Regions from separate parts of the Homo sapiens genome. Here all the other regions are linked to region 2. The links are chromatin loops, found by intact Hi-C in ENCODE. Cell type or tissue: MCF 10A. All regions are shown on one strand. Each heading gives the region's core, and the rest is flanking DNA. Links, peaks and the distances in the headings are about the cores only.

The links. Peaks named below come from ENCODE experiments on the same cell type or tissue, not always from the same donor. Only the 100,000 strongest peaks of a DNase experiment are listed, where the experiment ranks them.
Region 1: a loop joins it to region 2, with 2.1 times the contacts of the local background. A loop is called at or near these places in 36 of 110 quality-filtered maps.
Region 3: it touches region 2 in a loop (13-fold over the local background); 8 of 110 quality-filtered maps call a loop at or near these places.

Annotation. Positions count from the first base shown.
Region 1 is chr5:95,898,868-95,903,867 of GRCh38, forward strand. ELL2 (elongation factor for RNA polymerase II 2) reads right to left here. Exons shown (of 12, transcript NM_012081.6): 6 at 2,089-2,213; 7 at 1,826-1,913. Among named protein-coding and RNA genes, the nearest start is that of LINC01554, 49 kb to the left of the region's middle. In MCF 10A, for the core only: no CTCF peak of the experiment used is centred there; a DNase peak (open chromatin) is centred at 2,994.
Region 2 is chr5:95,953,294-95,958,293 of GRCh38, forward strand. The region is part of intron 1 of ELL2 (elongation factor for RNA polymerase II 2); the gene reads right to left. Among named protein-coding and RNA genes, the nearest start is that of ELL2, 6.1 kb to the right of the region's middle. In MCF 10A, for the core only: no CTCF peak of the experiment used is centred there; a DNase peak (open chromatin) is centred at 2,938.
Region 3 is chr5:96,107,985-96,119,004 of GRCh38, forward strand. The region is part of intron 1 of LOC101929710 (a long non-coding RNA gene); the gene reads left to right. It also overlaps a transcript of CAST not described here. Among named protein-coding and RNA genes, the nearest start is that of MIR583, 34 kb to the left of the region's middle. In MCF 10A, for the core only: no CTCF peak of the experiment used is centred there; a DNase peak (open chromatin) is centred at 5,747.

The DNA of each region.
Region 1 (5,000 bases), core at 1-5,000, 54 kb before region 2:
ATACATGCATGGCTGGTTAAACAACTAAGTAACCTTACTTACTATTAATATTACCAGGGTTGTAATATTACACGCTTTCTTCATGCTTAAGCAAAAAACAAACAAACAAAAAACCCAAACAAAAACTAAACCAGAACAACAACAACACAAAACCAAATGTGAAATACATTTTCATGTTTAATGTCAAAAAGCAGAATCTGGCAAATGTTTCTTGAAGTGCTTACTGAATTCTTTCTAATCATACAGCTTTACCCTAAGTTCCAAGAGAGACTATGCTGATTTATGTGGATTATACCACTCAGGAGAGTATTAAACAGAGGCAGTCACCCTCCATTGCTGGCTGTGGTTGACCTAGTTATATTAAATGAGAAGAGAAAGCAATTTGTGCCGTTTGACTCTGTGAGAACTAACACAGCTAGGTAAAGGGCAATAGCCTGCACTTATTTTAATCTTTAATGGGCTAAAATGCTCCAGTTAAGAGTATTTTGGCTGTCATTTATCATTCCACCTGTCTTAGAGTGGGAACAGCCAGCACTTTCAGAATAGTTTCTCTAATTATCTCTATCACTGTTGAAATGCTATTTAATTTTTTTTTTTACCGTTACATATCTCTTTACCAGATTGGAAGATAAGTCTTAATAATTGGTCCATTAAAATTAGGTGGAAGTACTTTAAAAAAAATCATGGTAATAGTAGCCTAATCTGTCAACAACAATAATAGTATTTAAGTTAAAAAGGAAATTTAGATAGTTGAAAACTATAAAATATAAATTCACATTTATGCTTAAATGTAATGCTGTAGCTTGTATTCTGGCTTGAAAGAAAATAATGGTTAATCAACTCATTATTTTGTTTTCAATTTAACACCATTTATTTGGCACCTAGTATATAATTTGATCAGAGTAGAAGTAGTTTCATAATAGTTGGCATTAAAAGTGAGACTTCCACAGACATTGTATATATGCAAGGACAGACCTGCTTTTTTTCCTTTTTCTTTTTTGTTCCCCCTCTGTTCCTCACAATAAGTTTCTAATATTTTCTGATGTGCGAATGGCTGTTTGCCCAGGGTATGCTTAGTGTTCTCCACACATCTGTGGGCTTCTCACTAATTCTTGGGAGTAAGGTCCAGAGAGAGAGAGGGAAGACACTGTGTCAGCAGTACTGGGGTGGGGAGGTGCGTCCCACTGTCTGTCAAAAGCACCCAGAACACCGAGAGAGTTCTGAGTTTGGCCAATCAGCTGAGAATCAGGCAGGCTTCACTCTAGTACTGCCTAGGACCTTCTCACCTTTTTCTTGGATGAGCTGAATCTCTTGGGGGAAAACTCTAAACTGGAGAAGAATCTGATTGGGAGTACTCTGATAAGGATCCAATTAAAAAGAAAACATGGAAACATGCCATCATTTTTGTTTATTTGTTGATTGTAAATCCATTTTCCCCAAAAAATATTCTTCTGGAACATGTTGACAGACAAAATTAAGTATCTTCAATTTTCCATATAATCTGATAATTGTTTGGGACTGGGTAAGTCTTCTAGTTAGTGACCAAATTGGAAAGTAGATAATCTTACAACAAAATGTAAACTTTAAAAATGGAAAGCAAGGTAGACATTAAGTACTCTGACAAGCAGTGCTGTGTAGTGGAGAAAGTTCTGGGCTGGAAGCCAAGACCTAAATTCTAGGCTAAGCTCAGCCATAACCAGATGGCTTTGGGCAGGCAAGCTGTCCAGCTTCTCCGGGTCTCATTTCCTTCACTTATACATCAGAGGACCTGATTAGAGGCCCCTAATATCTATGTCAGGTCTATAATTCTATGTTTATGACATACCTGAGGAGAAGATACAGCGTCTCTACTAGAACATACAGGAGATTCTGAACGGCTGGTGCCTGCAGCATTCTGAGACGGATTTAGTTTTCTGTAAAGGACACACATGTTATGTGTTAAGGAGATGATTTAAAAATGTTCATGATAGAAAGCTTGCCTTGCTTCCCTTCCCACCTTAACACTAAAATAACAATGACTAAAATAATGACTTATTTCCATAATTTTTAAAGAAACATTTTTTTAAAAGCAAGAAAAAAAGAATTCACCTAGAGAGCACTGACTCCAATGACCGTCTGTCTATTTCACTGTATCCAGGCCAGTCTCTTTGAAGCTCTTTAAAAACATAATCCTTTAAGGTATATGAGAGGTCCTTAGAATTCAGATTGGCTACCTAGTATGAGGTATAAAAACAGAGCATTAGGTATTTTTACTATCATCTCCTAACCTAAAACAGGCAACCTTTAGGATTTACACTGAAAATAATTACATCAATTGGCCCCAAAGGGACTGCTAGTTTTGTATTATATGCCAGATCTCAATAAATGCCATTAACTTCATTTTGGGAATTAAAGCTTTATATACACAGCTAAATGTTTTTTTCCCAGAATGGCCATTGCATTTTTAATATTTCTAATCAGATAATAAGCCCATATTAGGAAAAAAGTGAAGATTTTAAAAAAATCAATTATTTTAGTCAAAGGAATCCAAAACAGTTGTACAGTAGTCCCCTCCTTATCTTCAAAGGATACACTCAAACACCCCCAGTCGATGCCTAAAAACTCCGATGGTAACGAACCCTATATATACTGTTTTTTTCTTATACATACATACCTGATAGTTTAATTTATAAATTAGGCATGGTAAGAGATTAACAATAACTACTAATAAAATAGAGCAATTATGCCAACATGCTGGCAACACTACTCTTGCGCTTTGGGGCCATTACTAAGTAAAATAAGGATTACTTGAACACAAGTACTATGATATTACAACAGTCGATTTGAAAACGGAGATGGCTAGTGACTAATGGGGGACATACAGAGGGTTATCCAATCCACTGCTGTGGTATCTCAGTGCATGTGTCCAGGTAACCCTTACTGCACTTAATAATGGCCCAAGATGGCTACCAAGTGACTAATGAGTGGGTAGCATCTACAATGTAAAGCTAAACAAAGGGATGATTCACATCCTGGGCGGGACAGAGCAGGACAATGTGAGGTCTCATCACGTTTCTCAGAACAGCGTGCTACTTAAAACTAACAAAATGTTTACTTCTGAAATTTTCCTTTTAATATTTTTGGATCATGGTTGACCATAGGTAACTGAAACCCCAGAAAGTGAAACCACGGATAAGGACTACTGTATTACCAACATCCTTATTTACTTCTGGGCAATTGAGTCCATTACTTTTGAGTCACAATAAAAATCCTTGATCACTTGTATTAAGTAGAAACCAAACAGTGCCCAAATGTTGGGTTACAAACTTTCCTTTCAGTCATCAACCAAACACTGTCTTCATAAATAGTATCAATTCTGATAACCTTGTCTGTCTTTCTTTGGATAACCACGCTTGCTCCTTATATCTGCCAGTTCTCCTGAAGAACCACTTACTCAAAGTCCTTGAAATTCCCCAAACCAATAAATGAAAACATATGCCTAGAGAACCCCCAAATTACTGTTATTAGTCAGCCAGTTTATTCCGAAGTGTAATCTTTTCTTATCCCTTAACTGCAATTCCTAGAGTTTCGCGGCTTAGCCATTAACTAACTACACAAACATACAGGTTCACGTGCCAAACCAAAAGTAATTAATTTTTAAGGCTAGGAGAAAATTACTCTTGCTTATGACTTCCTACTGGAATAGATCATTCTTTCTGTGTCTTTTAAAAGTACTAACAAATATGATAGTTTATGCTTCTCACAACTTAGCTGAACACTATTCTAACAGTAATGTTTCTATTAAGGAGAAAATAGGTTTATCTTAAAATTCAAATTTGCAAAATTCAAATTTGCAAATAAGTTAATATAGTATACACCCAGATTTCTTGAGGTGGAATAAACACAATCCATCAATTTTCTTTTTTCTTTCTTCTTACTCTTTTTCATTTTTTGAGACAAGGTCTCACTCTGTCACCCAGGCTGGAGTCCAGTGGCAGGAACATGGCTCACTGCAGCCTTGACTTCTTGGGCTCAGGTGGTACTCCCACCTCAGCCTCCTGAGTAGCTGGGACTACAGGTGGACACCACTATGCCCGGCTAGTTTTTGTATTTTGTATTTTTTGTAGAGATGGGGTTTCACCATATTGTGTAGACTGGTCTCAAACTCCCGGGCTCAAGCAATCTTCCCTTGGCCTCCTAAAGTGCTGGGATTATAGGTGTGAGCCACTACGCCCCACTGGCAATGCTTCCATTTTCTTTTACCCCCAGCACTACACACATTGACACCCCCACCCCCACAGCAATCCATTTTCTAGGTTTTTGTAATAGGACATTCTCCTGGTTTCCGCCTCTCTTAGGACCTTTTTTTTTTTTTTTTTTTTTTTTTTCCGAGACAGAGTCTTGCTCTGTCGCCCAGGCTGGAGTGCAGTGGCATGATCTCAGCTCACTGCAACCTCTGCCTCCCAGATACAGGCAATTCTCCTGCCTCAGCCTCCTGAGTAGCTGGGATTATAGGCGCCTGTCACCATGCCCAGCTAATTTTTGTATTTTTAGTAGAGACAGAGTTTCACCATGTGTTTCACCATGTTGGCCAGGCTAGTCTCGAATTCCTGACCTCGTGATCCCCCCACCTCGGCCTCCTAAAGCGCTGGGATTACAGGGGTGAGCCACGGCGCCTGGCCTAGGACCTTTGTTTTTTAAGTCTCTGTTTCTCAATCCTCTATATGTTGAAATGCTAAAGTACTTAGTGCCTGTTTTCTGCTCTGTTTTCCTCATTCTGTTCATTTCCTCCTAAGATGATTTCATTAAGTTTGAAGACTTTCAATACCCAATATATATGCTGCTAATTCCTAAATTTATAACTCTAGCCCCAACTATCCTCTGACAACCACACCCTTACATATAACTATCTACTGACATCTATCTCCACTTGGATATGTCTAATAGACATCTTCCAAATGGAGTCTATATAAGACAGAATTCCTGATCCTCTTCTCCCCCTTAATCCTACTTCTTTTCCA
Region 2 (5,000 bases), core at 1-5,000:
AACAAACGAATATTTGGTAGTTTAACTCTACCTCTTAACTTTTTATTAAAGAAAAAACATCTTAAGATACTCAGCTGACTTTTTATTACATGGACACTTTTTCTGGCTCTTGAGGTATCATGGTTTCTAATAATGGAGCCAAAAGCAATGATATTAAATGTTATCTTAAAATATGCTAATACTTGTTTCTAGCTAAGCATATTTAAGTCTTAAAGTATCTCTGTGAATCTTATAAGAAAGTTCAAGCCTGGCTACACCCTTGAATAAGCTCACAGTTGAGTGAAAAAGTCTTCCAGACTAGGTTATCTCCCTGGATCAAGAAACAAGCGCTCATAATAGTCCATTACAATGTGTATGTATAGCAAAAGTTTTATGCACTCATGATTCTTTTGTTTTTCATAAGGAACTGCCAATAAAAAAGAAATAAAGGAATCAAAACACCAAAACAGAAATAGAGGTAATGTGAGGTAATTGAAAGCACTCCTTCAAGGACTTTAGGAATTACACTATTTCAAAATAAAACTTGAAATGTAAATCCAGGAACGTTATATAGAGTTACTTACGTTTCATTAATCAATAGGACAGAAACCACAGAAGGTCTGATTTCCATGTTAAAATAAAATTAGATTTCATATTATCAGTGCTTTATGATGGCCTTAAGTACAATTTATAGACGTTATTCAATAAAGAAAGTCTATAAAAATACAAACAAAATTTAAAATGCCCTGCTCAAAACCAAATTTTTTTCCCAAAGAATTTCAACTTTCCTCAAAACGTCAACAATCTCCAAAATTTCCATCCAAATAAAACAGTTTATATAAGACATGTTAAGTAATACAGCACTGTTTTATATATCTGTCTGCCTCAAACTCCTGAATATACTTCACAAATATAAAACATCTAATCAAACCCAAGTCTTTTCATTATCAACTAAAAGACTGAGTGAATGTTCACCAAAATATCACTCACATCTTTATCTCTCCTACCCCCAACTCCACTCTCCCAACTGCTTCCAATTTCCCTTTTTCTATTAGGGGTACTCCTCCTAGTGCCAATGGCTAGAAATCTCAATTCAATCCTGCTTCTTTAAAATATCTTGTTAAATTATTCTTTTTTTTTTTTTTTTTTTTTAAGACAGAGTCTTGCTCTGTCGCCCAGGCTGGAGTGCAGTGGTGCGATGTTGGCTCACTGCAAGCTCTGCCTCCCGGGTTCACACCATTCTCCTGCCTCAGCCTCCTGAGTAGCTGGGACTACAGGCGCCTGCCACCACGCCTGGCTAATTTTCTTTTCTTTTTTTTTTTTCTTTTTTTTTTTTTTTTTTGTATTTTAGTAGAGACAGGGTTTCACCGTGTTAGCCAGGATGGTCTCGATTTCCTGACCTCGTGATGCGCCCGCCTAGGCCTCCCAAAGTGCTGGGATTACAGGCATGAGCCACTGCGCCCGGCCAATATCTTGTTAAATTCTATAGACTCTATTCATCTCCTACCTCTCCCACCAACACCCTAGGGTGGACTCCAGTTATCTCTGGCCTGGACCACAAACTTCTTCCTAACTTGTCTATCTCCTTCCAGATTCACATTATAGTCATCCTGCACACCAGGGCCAGAATAATCCTAAAACGTAGATCAAATTACCTTATATTTCTACTCTGTTTACAGAATAAAATCCAAACTTCTTAGTAAGGTAATGAATCTGCTCTGACCTACTTTTTCTCTCTTAAACTCAACTACATTTTTCTCTTGCCCTTCATGTTAAGCAGAACAGGGTCTTTATGGCAATTCTTGGAGCTTGCCCTAGCTACCACTCTTCTTTGCTTACCTATGCCATTGTTTCTGCTGGAGATGTGGTCCCCATCCAGTTTCTGTCTGCTAAAATCTTGCTAAAATCCTTTAAGACCCAAGGATTTTAGACCAATAACATATAGGATCCCTGTGAAGGAAAGAAACTCATGCCATTTGTTTAACAATCTAGTTACTATGAAACCAGCAGCCAAATGCCCTTTCTGTAGAGGTCAATTCAAGGTGATAATTTTATTCATGAATCTTCAAGGAGCTTATAGCTTAATTAATAAAATTCCCTTTTCTTATATCCTGAATTAAACCATGCAAATGCCAGTTTTGGTCTTTGCTGGCAAAGTATTAGTGGCAACTCTTAAACCAGTTCTTCCTGAAGATTTAACATTGGCTCTCAAGAGCCATAGTACTGCCACAGAAAAAAATAGGAAGGAAGGAAAGAAGGAAGGAGATAAAAAAAGACAGAGATAGCAATCCTCGCTGGTAACCTGACCCGAGTTATGCTGTGTTTTCCAGCTTTAATTTGCTCTAAAGACATGGACATTAATTTATTATATTCTACTCCAGAACTGCGGTAAATTTGTGCATAAGTTATAGGAAATTCTGTATGGAGCTGAGGTATGCAGGACAGTCAGATGTTGGGTTATATACATGTTGTTTTCTTTATTGTAAGACTTAGTTCATCTTCAGTGTAGGAATGTCCATAATATCACATTTTAGGGACATTTTCTCAAACAATCTAAAATACATTTGGCCCAATCTAGCAAATGGTGGGCTGGATCTAGTGCCGGGCTCCTAAGCTTCTCTGTTGCAGAGAAAAGGGTCATCACAAATTGTTAAAAGTGACCTAGCCTTAGTTCAGCTGAAATTCTCATTTTCCTCTCTCTGCTGGCTTTATCACCAATTACCTAATAAGCCTTATGAACACAGCTTCTGTAATTTTTCACAAGTGCAAATGGAGCAAATGGAAAGGCTGAATCTGGTGATTGTCCTTGGTAAGCTTTTCTGTAAGTCATTCCAAGAATTCTACGCCCCTTTCCTTTTAAATTCTTTTCTTGAACATGTTCCAATCCTTCACATATGTTCTTTCTTTCTCTTCCCAATTCTGGTGCCAAGCTTCCCTGTCTATCTTTTTAGGCAATCTGGCTACTACTTTTCTCAGGGAGGAACACCCTCCGTTGCATTGAGCAACTGGGCATCTGAATAAACTTTCCAAACACTGAAGGATGGGGCACAAACTTGACTTTACTTGATAAAAAGCATTTTAAAATCAAGCACAGACTGAAAATGGGTCTAAGTTAAAAGTCAGTAGGATTAATTTATTTAAATTAAACTTGGCTACATTTTAAAAGTGGAGCAAATAGAATCTGCTAAAGCAAACCTCACTGTTTTACTTAATAAACATGTCCAACAGTGGTGGCAGTGCTGTGCTGGCAGGTCTGGATGCTCAAGTGGTGGCTTAAGAACAGTCTTCTGCATTTATAAGGCAGATTATTGAAAACACATACAAAATATGGGCAGGCAAAAAAAGAAAGAGAAAAAAGCAGAGTATGAGTCTTTTCTGTGTCTTAAACTATAATGAATCAAATGCTAAAAAGTTCACCTGGTAGAAAAAAAGGATAAGGCAAGGAAGTCACTTACCCTCTGACCTATGGACTCAGTGATTTAACAAAAGGTCAAGTAACACATTGAAGGGAGCTACTATGAAGGACAATAATTTTGGAGGCTTAAATAAGAACTTATGCTTTGTAAATAGCATCTAAAATTATGAAAAATTAAATGGCAATATATATGTACAAATTTTAAAAACATTATCACTTTCCTAGAAGACACTAACAAAGGCAGAAAAATGTATTTCAATCCAATGGAGTTGACAAGAGAAAGTGTTAGCAGAATCCCACTTAAAGGCATCTGCTTTCTGATCTTCAGGGATAGAGCAGGAGTAGCCCCTGCCCCCAAACACAACTATGCAAGACTGTTTATGTAATAGTCAGCAAACATGGTAGTATTATTTGAGCCACCACCTTTGAAACTTTGAGTAAACATTTTTTAAAAACTAAACTGACAGGCTCAGCAACAAAATCTGAAAATAATGCTTTGATATAGTTTTTGTTATAAAAGTAAGTTACTCAAACATCAAAATAAAGCCAGCAGCATTACTGAGGAACCTAGCTAAAATGTATTTTTAAATGTTGGATTTTAATTTTAAATATAGTTTTCCATTTGGGGGAAATATGTAATTACAGTAATATATGCTCATTTAAAATATGTAGAGCTTATGTAGACCACACAATCACAGATAACAATTTAAAATGACTATAAAGTTGTAATTTGTGATTTTATTTATTTAGCAACTTTTCTCCTCATTCAAAATAATCTACATTTTAAAAGGTTAATATTGTAGATATCTGTATTATCATGTCTAAATTTTTCTGCCAATCATGAAAATAACTTTCCAGTTAACATGATACACAATCAACTTGAAACCATTTCTGTATTCAAAGTGAGTAGCAAAACAACTTTTACAAGATATTTACTCCAACTATAACTCTCATTGCTGGACTCACAATGCCCCTCTGCCTGTTTAGAAAGGCTCCCAAGATCACTTCTCTAAAAATAGGGAACCTGAATAATGAAGGTCAAGTAGGATTATGTGTCTTTTGAAACAGTGAGGAATTGTAATTTGAAAAAAAACAAGATTTCAAAATTTTCATCAAATATTCTGTTTCCACAAACCCTTAGAACGCTGTAAATTTGCTCAATTACATCTAAAGAAGTTCTCTGTTCTGCCTAAATCATAGCTTCCTAAAATTTTTAAATTCACTTCTCTGAAGCCTTACGTCAAAGTGGGTTAATTTAGAAGGGTAACTCCAATAGACAAAATAATTTGGACAAAAAAAGAATTCTCTGATGCTTAATTTAGCAAATTAACCTGTTGAAATTTCTGGCTCTTAGTCATTAGAAGAGAAGGAGTAATAGTCATCACTTTACATAGGCCAGAGCTGCTTAGAGGCTACCTGCCATCAAGTACCCTCCTATATGAGTACAGGAATGGTGGCGGACAGTTTTATATGAGAAATTAAAACCATTTTCCCCCCAGAGAGAACAGGTTTGACCACTAGAAACCTCTTCCCAATTAGCCAATCCATGTGAACATGTTCCCAAACAGCAGCTTCAATTTAAAGTCATGAGCCCTATTTCTAATAA
Region 3 (11,020 bases), core at 3,278-8,277, 160 kb after region 2:
TGCTGATACCCTTTCTTCCAGTTGATCGCATCGGCTCCTGAGGCTTCTGCATTCTTCACGTAGTTCTCGAGCCTTGGTTTTCAGCTCCATCAGCTCCTTTAAGCACTTCTCTGTATTGGTTATTCTAGTTATACATTCTTCTAAATTTTTTTCAAAGTTTTCAACTTCTTTGCCTTTGGTTTGAATGTCCTCCCGTAGCTTGGAGTAATTTGATCATCTGAAGCCTTCTTCTCTCAGCTCGTCAAAGTCATTCTCTGTCCAGCTTTTTTCCATTGCTGGTGAGGAACTGCGTTCCTTTGGAGGAGGAGAGGCCCTCTGCTTTTTAGAGTTTCCAGTTTTTCTGCTCTGTTTTTTCCCCATCTTTGTGGTTTTATCTACTTTTGGTCTTTAATGATGGTGATGTACAGATGGGTTTTTGGTGTGGATGTCCTTTCTGTTTGTTAGTTTTCCTTCTAACAGACAGGACCCTCAGCTGCAAGTCTGTTGGAGTACCCGGCCGTGTGAGGTGTCAGTCTGCCCCTGCTGGGGGGTGCCTCCCAGTTAGGCTGCTCGGGGATCAGGGGTCAGGGACCCACTTGAGGAGGCAGTGTGCCTGTTCTCAGATCTCCAGCTGCATTCTGGGAGAACCACTGCTCTCTTCAAAGCTGTCAGACAGGGACATTTAAGTCTGCAGAGGTTACTGCTGTCTTTTTGTTTGTCTGTGCCCTGCCCCCAGAGGTGGAGCCTACAGAGGCAGGCAGGCCTCCTTGAGCTGTGGTGGGCTCCACCCAGTTGGAGCTTGCCGGCTGCTTTGTTTACCTAAGCAAGCCTGGGCAATGGCAGGCGCCCCTCCCCCAGCCTTGCTGCCACCTTGCAGTTGGATCTCAGACTCCTGTGCTAGCAATCAGCGAGACTCCGTGGGCATAGGACCCTCCAAGCCATGTGCGGGATATAATCTCCTGGTGCACCGTTTTTTAAGCCCATCGGAAAAGCGCAGTATTTGGGTGGGAGTGACCCGATTTTCCAGGTGCCGTCTGTCACCCCTTTCTTTGACTAGGAAAGGGAACTCCCTGACCCCTTGCGCTTTCTGAGTGAGGCAATGCCTCGCCCTGCTTCGGCTTGCGCACGGTGCGTGCACCCACTGACCTGCGCCCACTGTCTGGCACTCCCTATTGAGATGAACCCGGTACCTCAGATGGAAATGCAGAAATCACCCGTCTTCTGTGTCGCTCACACTGGGAGCTGTAGACCAGAGCTGTTCCTATTTGGCCATCTTGGCTCCTCCCAACATGCTTTCTATCAGAATTATAACATTTTTAAACATGCTTGGCAAAAACACAGATGTTATTAGTGATATTTGCATTAGGAAATAATTATAATAAAGAATAAATGTAATCAGTTTTACCTTGATATAAATTTTACATTTTCCAAAACCAAATTGTGTAATGAAAGCCATTACAATTTTTTCTTTGTAATCTGGAATCTTACTAGAAAATGTTGATGAGGCTTTGAGACTCGAAGATAAATTGTTTGTTGTGGAATTTACAAATGCTTTTTGGCAGTGATCAGTTGTCCTCTAAGAGTGTTTGGCAATCTTTTGGATTCAAAATGTTGGATCTTCACTTGCTAATATTTCTGAGCAGGAGTGGGGGTGATGTTCCCATCTGTGAAGAGTCAAGAGAGGTGGGAAGGAAGTGTTCTGGCTTGAAGATTGTATCTTCTGCACACCTGTGTGGCAAAGTTGTCTGGTGGGTGGAGGATTTATTTGATGAGGGGGCAGCAAATTGAAAGAGGATGCAGAAGCGGTAGAGTAGTTTTCCCTGGGCTTTAAAAATACAAATTATTTGGGGAAGATACCACATCTTAATTCTTTATAAACTAACGTCTTAATATCATAGGAAAGAAACCACATAAAACTGTGTTTCAAAATGGTTCTATTTTAGTATATTTAAAGTACATGTAAAAATGATAAAAAAAAAAGAAAAAAAATAAAGCACCGCTTTTAGAAGAAATCGAGTGGAAATTTAGAAATTCGGAGTGAATGCAAGAAACTGTTATTGAAAATCCAGTCTGTGTCTAGCACTTTGCCAAGGCCCCTAGAATAAAAAAGTTGACTAAGATACATCTCCAGTTCCCAAAAACTCTCCATACATTAGAGAATGGGGTGACATACAACACCAAATAAATACTGTTCAAGATTGCAGATGGTTTATCAGGATAGATTTCCACAAATTACAGTGGGGGTGGCTGGTTCTGGGAAGTTTTATCATCAGGTTTTTTCTCTTGTTTTATTTACCCGTGTGCTTTTCTTGATCTTACAGTTTAATTGTATGTGTGGCTTTTTGTTCAAGTTATCTCAATTTCTTCTGAGAAGAAATATAGTTTCAAAATCAATCAATAAAGATAATCCTCTGATAAAGTAAGATCTGAATATACAAATCATGGTTACAGTAATCTTACCATTATATATAAATTACCTCTCAAACAAATGGGCCATTCAGAAAAAGGCTCAGAGTGAATTAGCTGGAGGGGTTGTCAAGGGTCATAGTTTTTACTGCTTTGAAGAGATTATCACTGGATGATTTCCTCACATTTATATAACTTCAGTCTCCTGTTCTTTTTACTCTGGCTGAGGTACAAGGAATCAGGAAAGAGAGGGCAACTGTGAGGAAGGAGCATTCTCCAGGTGGGAAGGTTAGTAAAATTAACCATACAATTACAGAATGGGGAAAATGAGGCCTGCCTAGGTGATTAGGGAAGGAGATGGTTACAAACTTGGAGATGTCTAATCTCAGTAAGCAGGTCAAAGAGGTCAGCTTTCACTTAGCAGCTCCAGAGCACAATCAGATGAGTATAGCTAAATGTTTTCAATTCTAAAAAATCAAGTCAGGGAGAAATTTTGTTTGGGCCTAATGGGAAACAGTTTCTCTGCTCACAACATTTCTGACACCAAGTATATGGATTTTCTAGACCAAGAAATTCTCGAGTTCTCTTCAGAGACCAACTGGGGATCAACAATTCAATTTAATTCTGACACCCAAGGTGAGTGCAGACCCTACAGGTTAAGGGTTCAGTCCCACAAGACTGCTCCCCACTTCTGATGCCAATCACAAGTAGTGAGTCCCCAGGTTACCTATACTTCTGACCTGGCTACGTGGACCCCTCCTCAAGTCTGATAATTTGCTATAACCACTCACAGAACTCAGAGGAACACTTCGTATTACTGGTTTATTATAAAGGATATTCTAAAGGATACAAATGAACAGTATGACAGTCAGATGAATAGGTTCATAGGACAAAGTCCAGCCAATGGTCCTAGGTACAGGAACTTCTGTATCCGTGGAATTTTGGATGCATCACCTTCCTGGCAAGTGGACACATTCACCAACCTGGACACTTTCCCAATACCTTTGCTTAGGGGTTTTATGAAGGCTCTATTATGTAGGCATGATTGATTAAATCATTGGCCTTTGGTGATTAGCTCAATCTCCAGCTCCTCTTCCCTCCCCAGATGGGGCTGAAGGTTTCAATCCTCTAAACACACAGTTGGTTCCTCTGGTAACCAGCCTCCATCCTTCAAGACTCACCTCATTAGCATAAACTCAGGTGTGGTTGGAAGTGGCTTATTATGAACAATGAAAGATGCTGCTTTCACTTCTATTACTCAGGAAGTTGCTAGTGTTTTAGAAGCTTTGTGCCAGGAACTGGGGACAAAGACCAAATATTTATTTATTATTATATCACAACATCACAGTACCTAAGAAGCAAAGCTACATTCAGCAAGTACTGATGGGAGTCAAGGTTATATGTTGGAGGGCACCAATTTATTTGTATGGATTTGCTTTATTTATTTATTTTTGTAAGTAAATAAATTTGTCTTGCTATGTTTCCCAGGTTGGTCTCAAACTCCTGACCTCAAGCAGTCCTTCCACTTTGGCCTCCCAAAATGCTGGGGTTACAAGCATGAGCCACTGTACCCAGCTGTGCATTTTTTTAAACTTTATTTTATGTAGTTTTAAAACTATATATATTTTATATAGTTTTTTATAATTAGAAATGTTAATGAGTAGTTTTCTATTTATATTATTAGTTTAATAAAAGCTTCTTTTATACAATAAGAAAAATGGACTCAATTATTAATATATTCTCAGTTATTAATAATTATATTCTAAATTACCAATTCTCAATTATTAATATTCAATCAATAATAATATGTTAATATATTCTCAATTATTAATATTCTGAGAGGTGTGTCTGGGGAAAGCCAGTGGGAATATATTACCTAATTCAGGACTCCATTTTGTCCCCTAGCAGCTATACAAATTGCAGGCATAGTGATCCTGCCTGGGAAGTAATAACCAGCCTTGTAAACTGGAACCTACTGAGTGAAAGTAAACATCAAATCATGGCAAAGATTGGTTGGCAATTACTGTAAATAAAAAATGGAACCTATTATATTGTGATTGCTTACTCCCATATCCTCCACTAGGAGGATAAATTTTGTGAGAGCAGGGACTGTATTTGACTTATTTAAAGTTACATATATATATCCTAACTGTGTATAATACATAGTTGCTATTAAAGAAAAAATATTAAATGAATAACTGGGGTAAGTCATGAAGAGGGAAGCAGAAACGAGAGAAAATTGAACTATATTTAGAGATGTTCCTTCACTTACAAATGGGTTACATCCTGATAAACCCATTGTTAAGTTGAAAATATTGTATAAATGGAAAATGCATTTAATACACCTCAGCTACCAAATAGCATAGCTTAGCCTAGCTATGATGAGCTGAAATGTGCTCAGAACATTTATGTTAGCCAACAACTGGACAAAATCATGTGACAACATAGTACAATGTAGAGTGTAGGTTGTTTACCCTCATGATCATGCGGCTGACTGGGAACTGTGGTTCATTGCTGCTGTCCAGCATGGCGGGAGATGGAGAGAGATAATATCATATCTCTTTCTATTGAATGCACATCACTTGTGCACCATAGTCAAGTTAAAAAATTATGTCAGGGACCATCTGTATTTCCCAAATTTGTTTAGAATCCTCCTTGGTTTCTCCCATAGATGGTTGATCCCATCTAGAAGGGCTTATTAAGTACCAAAGAAAGTCTTAAGTTTTGTTTCAAAGTATTGATTTATCTCTACATTGACAGCATGCTTCTTAACAGCAGGCTAGAAATTGGATTGGTGGTTTCTTTTAGTCTTAGAACTAAGACTTCAGGGCAAAGATGTGGAATTTGAGACCAAATTATGTCCTTCACCTAAAATGCACCAAATCAAATAAATTGTCTCTAGGTAATCCTTGGCATGCAGGCCTGTCTATTTTATAGAGAGTGGGTAATCCAACCCCTTCCTGAAAGTGCCTATTTAATTTATCTGAATTAAGTGGGAACAACAAACAGAAGTGTTTGAACCACAAGATAAAGTAACTGAATTGCAAAGCCAGGAATGAGTCCAGGTTAGTAGACACACATTAGGAAATGCACTGCAAAATATAAAGTGGGAGTCTTGCACCTTTGCAAGGATTAATGCTTTGAAAATATGATAGCTCAGAGAAAAAAGAAAGTTTTAGGAACTTAGTGCCATTAGGAACTTAAGGCCATTTTCTAAAGCAGCCATTCTCACCCAGAGGGCAAAAGACGCCTTTCAGCTGGAGTGGCTTTTGCCATTGCCTGGTGCCAGGGAGCTGAAGCCTTGGCAGCTGGTTGTACACAGCTCTTTCCTTGCAGGAGTGCCAGTAAGGAGAGGCTTCCAGAGCATGTCTGCACAGGAGACCAGAGAGCTCAGGTTTTTAAGTTCTAAATAAGGAGATTTATTCTGACTAAGACTCCTCCTTAGTCAATCCTTGATGACTCCAGAGATGGCAGGGCTGTTAGTTTCGTTATGTTATTTAAAAGAGTGTGTTGAAGAAAATGTTAATTGATCCAGATGACTATGTGCATTATATCACAAAAGAAAGTTCATTTTTCACACTTTTGTCATCATCAGTCCCTCTATTTTTTATACTACTAGCCTGACCTCTTAGGCTCTTCTAGAATTTCAGAGAGCCAAGAAACATGTTTTTTAAAGTACCATTTTTCAACAATAAGTGTATGAAAATAAAAACAGTTTGATCATCTTCTCTCAGCAAAGGTAAAACATTTTTAGGCAGTAAGTAAATAGAAGGTTGTTTTAAGGTGCACTAAACCTGGGCAAGGAAAAGTATTCTGGAGACAAACAAGAGCAGGAGAGATAGTAGAAGCAGAGAAGAAATCTGGGTGGGATATTCTACAACCCTGTGACCCCTAGAGTGGTCTGTGGACCAGCAATGTCTACAACACCTGGCAGAATTCAGTCCTCTTATCCCTCCAACCCACTGAATCAGAATCTGATTCTTAAAAGGATTCCCAGGGGATTTGTATGTACATTGAAGTTTGAGAGCTCAGCTCTTGGAGCCCAGAGAGGAAGAGTTCTGAGTAAATCTGCCACCACTGAGGCTCTCAAACTTTGGTGAATATAGGAAACTCGTGAAAAGGTTACTAAAAAGGAGTGTTTACGGGTCAAAGAGGTTCTGATTCTATAGACTTGTGTGGTACCTTGAAAATCTGTATTTCTAACAAATTTTCCAGGGCTTCTGACACATATGATCATTGAACCACATGTTAAGAAACCTCTACTGCTGATTTCATGATTTAATGAAGGAAGACTATGCTTACTAAATAATACCCACTGAAGCAGCAGGCCATAAGAGGCTTTCTGCCTGGGAGAAGCGTAATGGAGTTGCCTGTCTAAGATATAGTTACTGGTTGCAGGGCCCCTAAGACCTCATCTTTCTAGACTGATCTGTGTTCTAATCACATTGAGCTCTCCAGTTTCCCAAAACTAGCCACATGCTTTGCAATGCTGTTTTCTCTGCTCAAGTTTCTGAGTCAGTTTGGATTCTTGTTTAAGGTATGTACTAGTGGTGTGACCTCAAGCAAGTGACTCACAATGTGTTACACTCAGTTTGCTCATATGTAAAATGGGTTCTGTAGTATCTGTCTCATGGGGTTATCGCAACAATTACAAGAGAAATGGCCCATGTAAAATATATAGATAGCAGAGTGTATAGCATTTAACAGATATTTAGTACATGATCATAACTATTGCTTGCATTCTTTCTTGTCTGAAGAACTCCCGTTTTTCCTCCAAAACTTAGTTGCTCTTTGTAAGTCCTTGACAAGCTCCCCACTACCACTATGAAGTTGCTCACACATCTGTGCTCTCAACAGTACTTAAACATTTCTCTCTGTGTCCCTTGTGATATGTTGTTATTCGTTCTCTTTCTTTCTGCTGAACTGTGAGCTCATCAAAACAAACAATAAAAACAAACCCTGTCTTATCTGTCTGTATAGTGTTAGCACCACACACCTAATGATAAAGGCAAGGTGATTGTTTATGGGCTAGGCCCTGTTCTAAGCACTTTTAATGAATTAACTCATTGATTCCTCAGAACAACCCTATTAGGTAGGCATGGCTGTTACCTCCATTTTATAGATGGGGAAGCTGAAGCACAGATAAGTAACTTGTCCAAGGTGATACTATTCAGTGGTAGACCTGTAATTAGAATCAATTTAATAGCAGTCTGGTTCCAGAGTTCAAGGCAGCAGACACTCACTCAATAAAGGCTTGTTGAATTGCATTACACTGTGAGTATACCAGCTTTAGATGTGGTCTTCCTGCTTTAAGAAATGGTGTTCTGAAGGTGACTAAGGAGAAAGTCAAATCATTGTTACAGTTTTCTGGTGTGTCTTATTGACCTAAAACAATATCAAAACATATCACAGATGTACAATGTTTAATGGGTTCATTCTGAAAGGACACCTCGAATCTGTTACGAAATTGTGAAGTACCCAGACTATTTCAAAGAGCAAGATTTTGTAGAACAACAGGAGGAAATGAAGACTTCCTGACATGGTCATTTCTTTCTTTTTTTTTTTTTTTAGCTTTATTGAGGTATGATTTACATAAAATAAATTTCTCTTTGAAGTATACAGTTTAATGAATTTTGGTAATTGTAGATAGCTATTATAACTTTTACCATAATCAAGATATAGATAAATTATATTATTCTAGAAAGTAGCCTTTGTGCCCCTTTGCATTTTATCCGTTCTCCTGACCTCTGGCTCCAGGTAACCATTGATTTGCTTTCTGTCACTCTAGTTTTACCTTTTCCAGATTGTCATATACATGGAATCATACAATATGATAGTCTTCTTAGTCTGGATTGTTTTGCTTAATATAAAGCTTTTGAGATCCATCTGTATTATTGTTTTGATCAGTAGTTTTTTCTTTCTTATTGATAAGTAGTATTTCATGTCATAGATATACTCTGATTTGTTTACCCACTCACCAGTTGATGGACATCTGGGTTATTTCCAGTATTTGGCAATTATCAATAATGCTGCTATGAGTATTCATGTAAAATTCTTTGTGTGGAAATATGTTTTCATTTCTCTTGGGTAAATACCTAGAAGTGGGTTTGCTGGGTCTGCCATACTGTTTCCCAGAGTGGCTATACTGTGTTGTACTCCCCAGCAATATATTAGAGTCTGGTTGTTCTTATCCTTGGCAACATATGATATTGTCAGTCTTTTTAACTTTAGCTATTCTAGTAGATGTTTACTGGTCGTTCTTGTTGTAGTTTTAATGTACATTTTCTTGATGAGTAATGACATTGAGCATCTTTCTTAGGCTTATTGTTTATTTGCATATCATCATTTGCATATTGTTCATTTGCATGCCATTGTGCAAATCTTTAGCTTACTTTTTTAAAAAATTGGGTAGTGTATCTTCTTTCTACTGAGTTGTATGTATTTTTAAAAGTATTCTGGATTCAAGCTCTTTGTCAAATATATGGTTTGCAAATATTTTCTCAGAGTTTGTGGCTTGCATTTTTATTTTATTTTTAAATTATGGGGTTTTATTATGCATAGAAGGCTCATTCCTTCTTGACTACTTTCCACATGGCAACTTGAACTTTGTATGCTTGGCGGGGTGGCAGTAGTGGCTGTACCCTGGCTTGCTCATGTCTTGGTCACCCTGAAGCCTTTGTTAAGGATCTCCGCCTTGGAGGTGAGCAGCCCTGGCTGCTGCTTTCCAATGGCTTCATTTCCTTACTTGTGTCTTTAGAGAGCAAAAATGTTAAATTTTGATTAACTTCATTTTACCTATTTTTTTTTCTTTATTGTGCTAATTGTGTCTTGCTTAAGAAATTTTTGCCTAACCCAATGTCACAGAGATTTTATTCTAGAAGTTTAATAGTTTCTTATATTTAGGTCTACCATTTATTTCAAATTAATTTTGAATCCGACATAGAGATTTAAACCCTGCTTTCACAAGAGTCCTCTCTTCTTGGTGATGTACCACATAGCTCATCACATAACCCTGTCACGTTAACCATGTCCGTGTAGAAACTAGTATAAAATAGTGTGTGTGTGTGAGACTCAGGGAAACCTTTTAAAGCTGGTAGCTGTTCAGTTCTCAAGTTCGACAATAAATGGTATTGTTTAAATTAGGCTTGTGATTTTTTCCGCGTGTCAGATGTGCAGAAAGAACGTGTGGGAAATAACTTATGGTAGATATGAACTTCAGGTAATTTTTTAAAGTCATTAAACTCTGGGCAGATATGTTTGAAGCAAAGTTAACTGGATAGAATAAGGAATGACTGTAGTGCCCATTTATGCCTCCAAGTTTTGTTAAGTCTTAAATATTAGACCAAACGATATTGTTTTGCTTAGTTTTTACTTCTCTGCCCATTTCCAGGAAGCACCAACTCTTTATTTGAAAAGGACAAACTATTTTCTTATTTCTGCAAATCTGTTTGAAAAAGGGAAGAACCAATCTTGGGAAAAAAATTCAGCCTGATGTTCTTTTTCCTAGCATGCCTTTTGCCCGTTACCACTTCCACATCCCCTGTTTCTAAGATAGTCTGAAATTTCAAAATGCCTACAAAAAGTTCTCTGTCTTTAGGTTGTTTGGAATTGTTAATTATTGGTGGCAATGGATGAGTGTTCAGCACCTTGGAACTTTTGCAAAAGAAACTTAATAAGGATACGTTTGCTGTAGTTGGAAAAGTATTTGATGAACAGCTGACCTTTCAAATGTTTACATGAGTTGAATCTCTGAACTGCTAATGTTTGGAAGGTCCAAGTTCCAATTCAGACTTAGACACTGAATCCCTTTGTAGAGAAAGCTTTGAAATCTCTTCAGCTGTAGTTTTCTCTCTCTTTTTTTTTTTAAGGCCAACTTCACCTACCAGTTAATTGGTTAATGTTTGTGAATGCTTTGAGTAGGCAAAAAGCACTTTCTCAGGGCAGTGCCCCATTGTTCCCTCTCCCAATTGTGGTTTGCCATTCACCTGAGTAAGTGGATAAGCCATGGGCCAAGTTTGCATTGTAGAAAGGAAATGATTCTACAGATACTTAGCCATGGGATGGAAAAATATGTTTCTTTCACGTAGAGTTTGTGAATAAAGCTTCCACTGTGCTGAGCAAAAAATGCAAAAGGAAGCCTTGTTGTCTGGATTAGGTCACTTATAAATACCTTAAAAATATTTACATAAATGTCTACTGACTAACCAATTCTCTGAGCACATTCCATAAAAATTTCTTCTCAACTGCATTTGGAAATTTGCTTTTTTTTTTTTTTTTGGTCCATTGTGTTCGTGGACTGGTGTTCATGGTGCTCAGTTGACTTAAAGAAGCCAATCCATCTAAAAGAACTAGGAAGGTGGGCTGAGGAAGAAGGTTGGGGCTGGGGAAATTAACAAGAGCCTTCTTTCTAATTGTGGCTTTTTCCCCTGAGGTACTGTTTCAGCATACTTTTTTTTTTTTTCTTAGCGTCAGTTACTTCATTGCTTAAGTGACTCTTTTAGCTAAGTTCATGTGTTTCTCATGGGCTACTCCAATCAGCAGGGCAGTCTCACCCTAACTAGTTTCACCACACTCCCTTTGTGGTACTGGACATTATACAGAGAGCAGCAAGCCAGGGTACTTCCGTATCTTCATT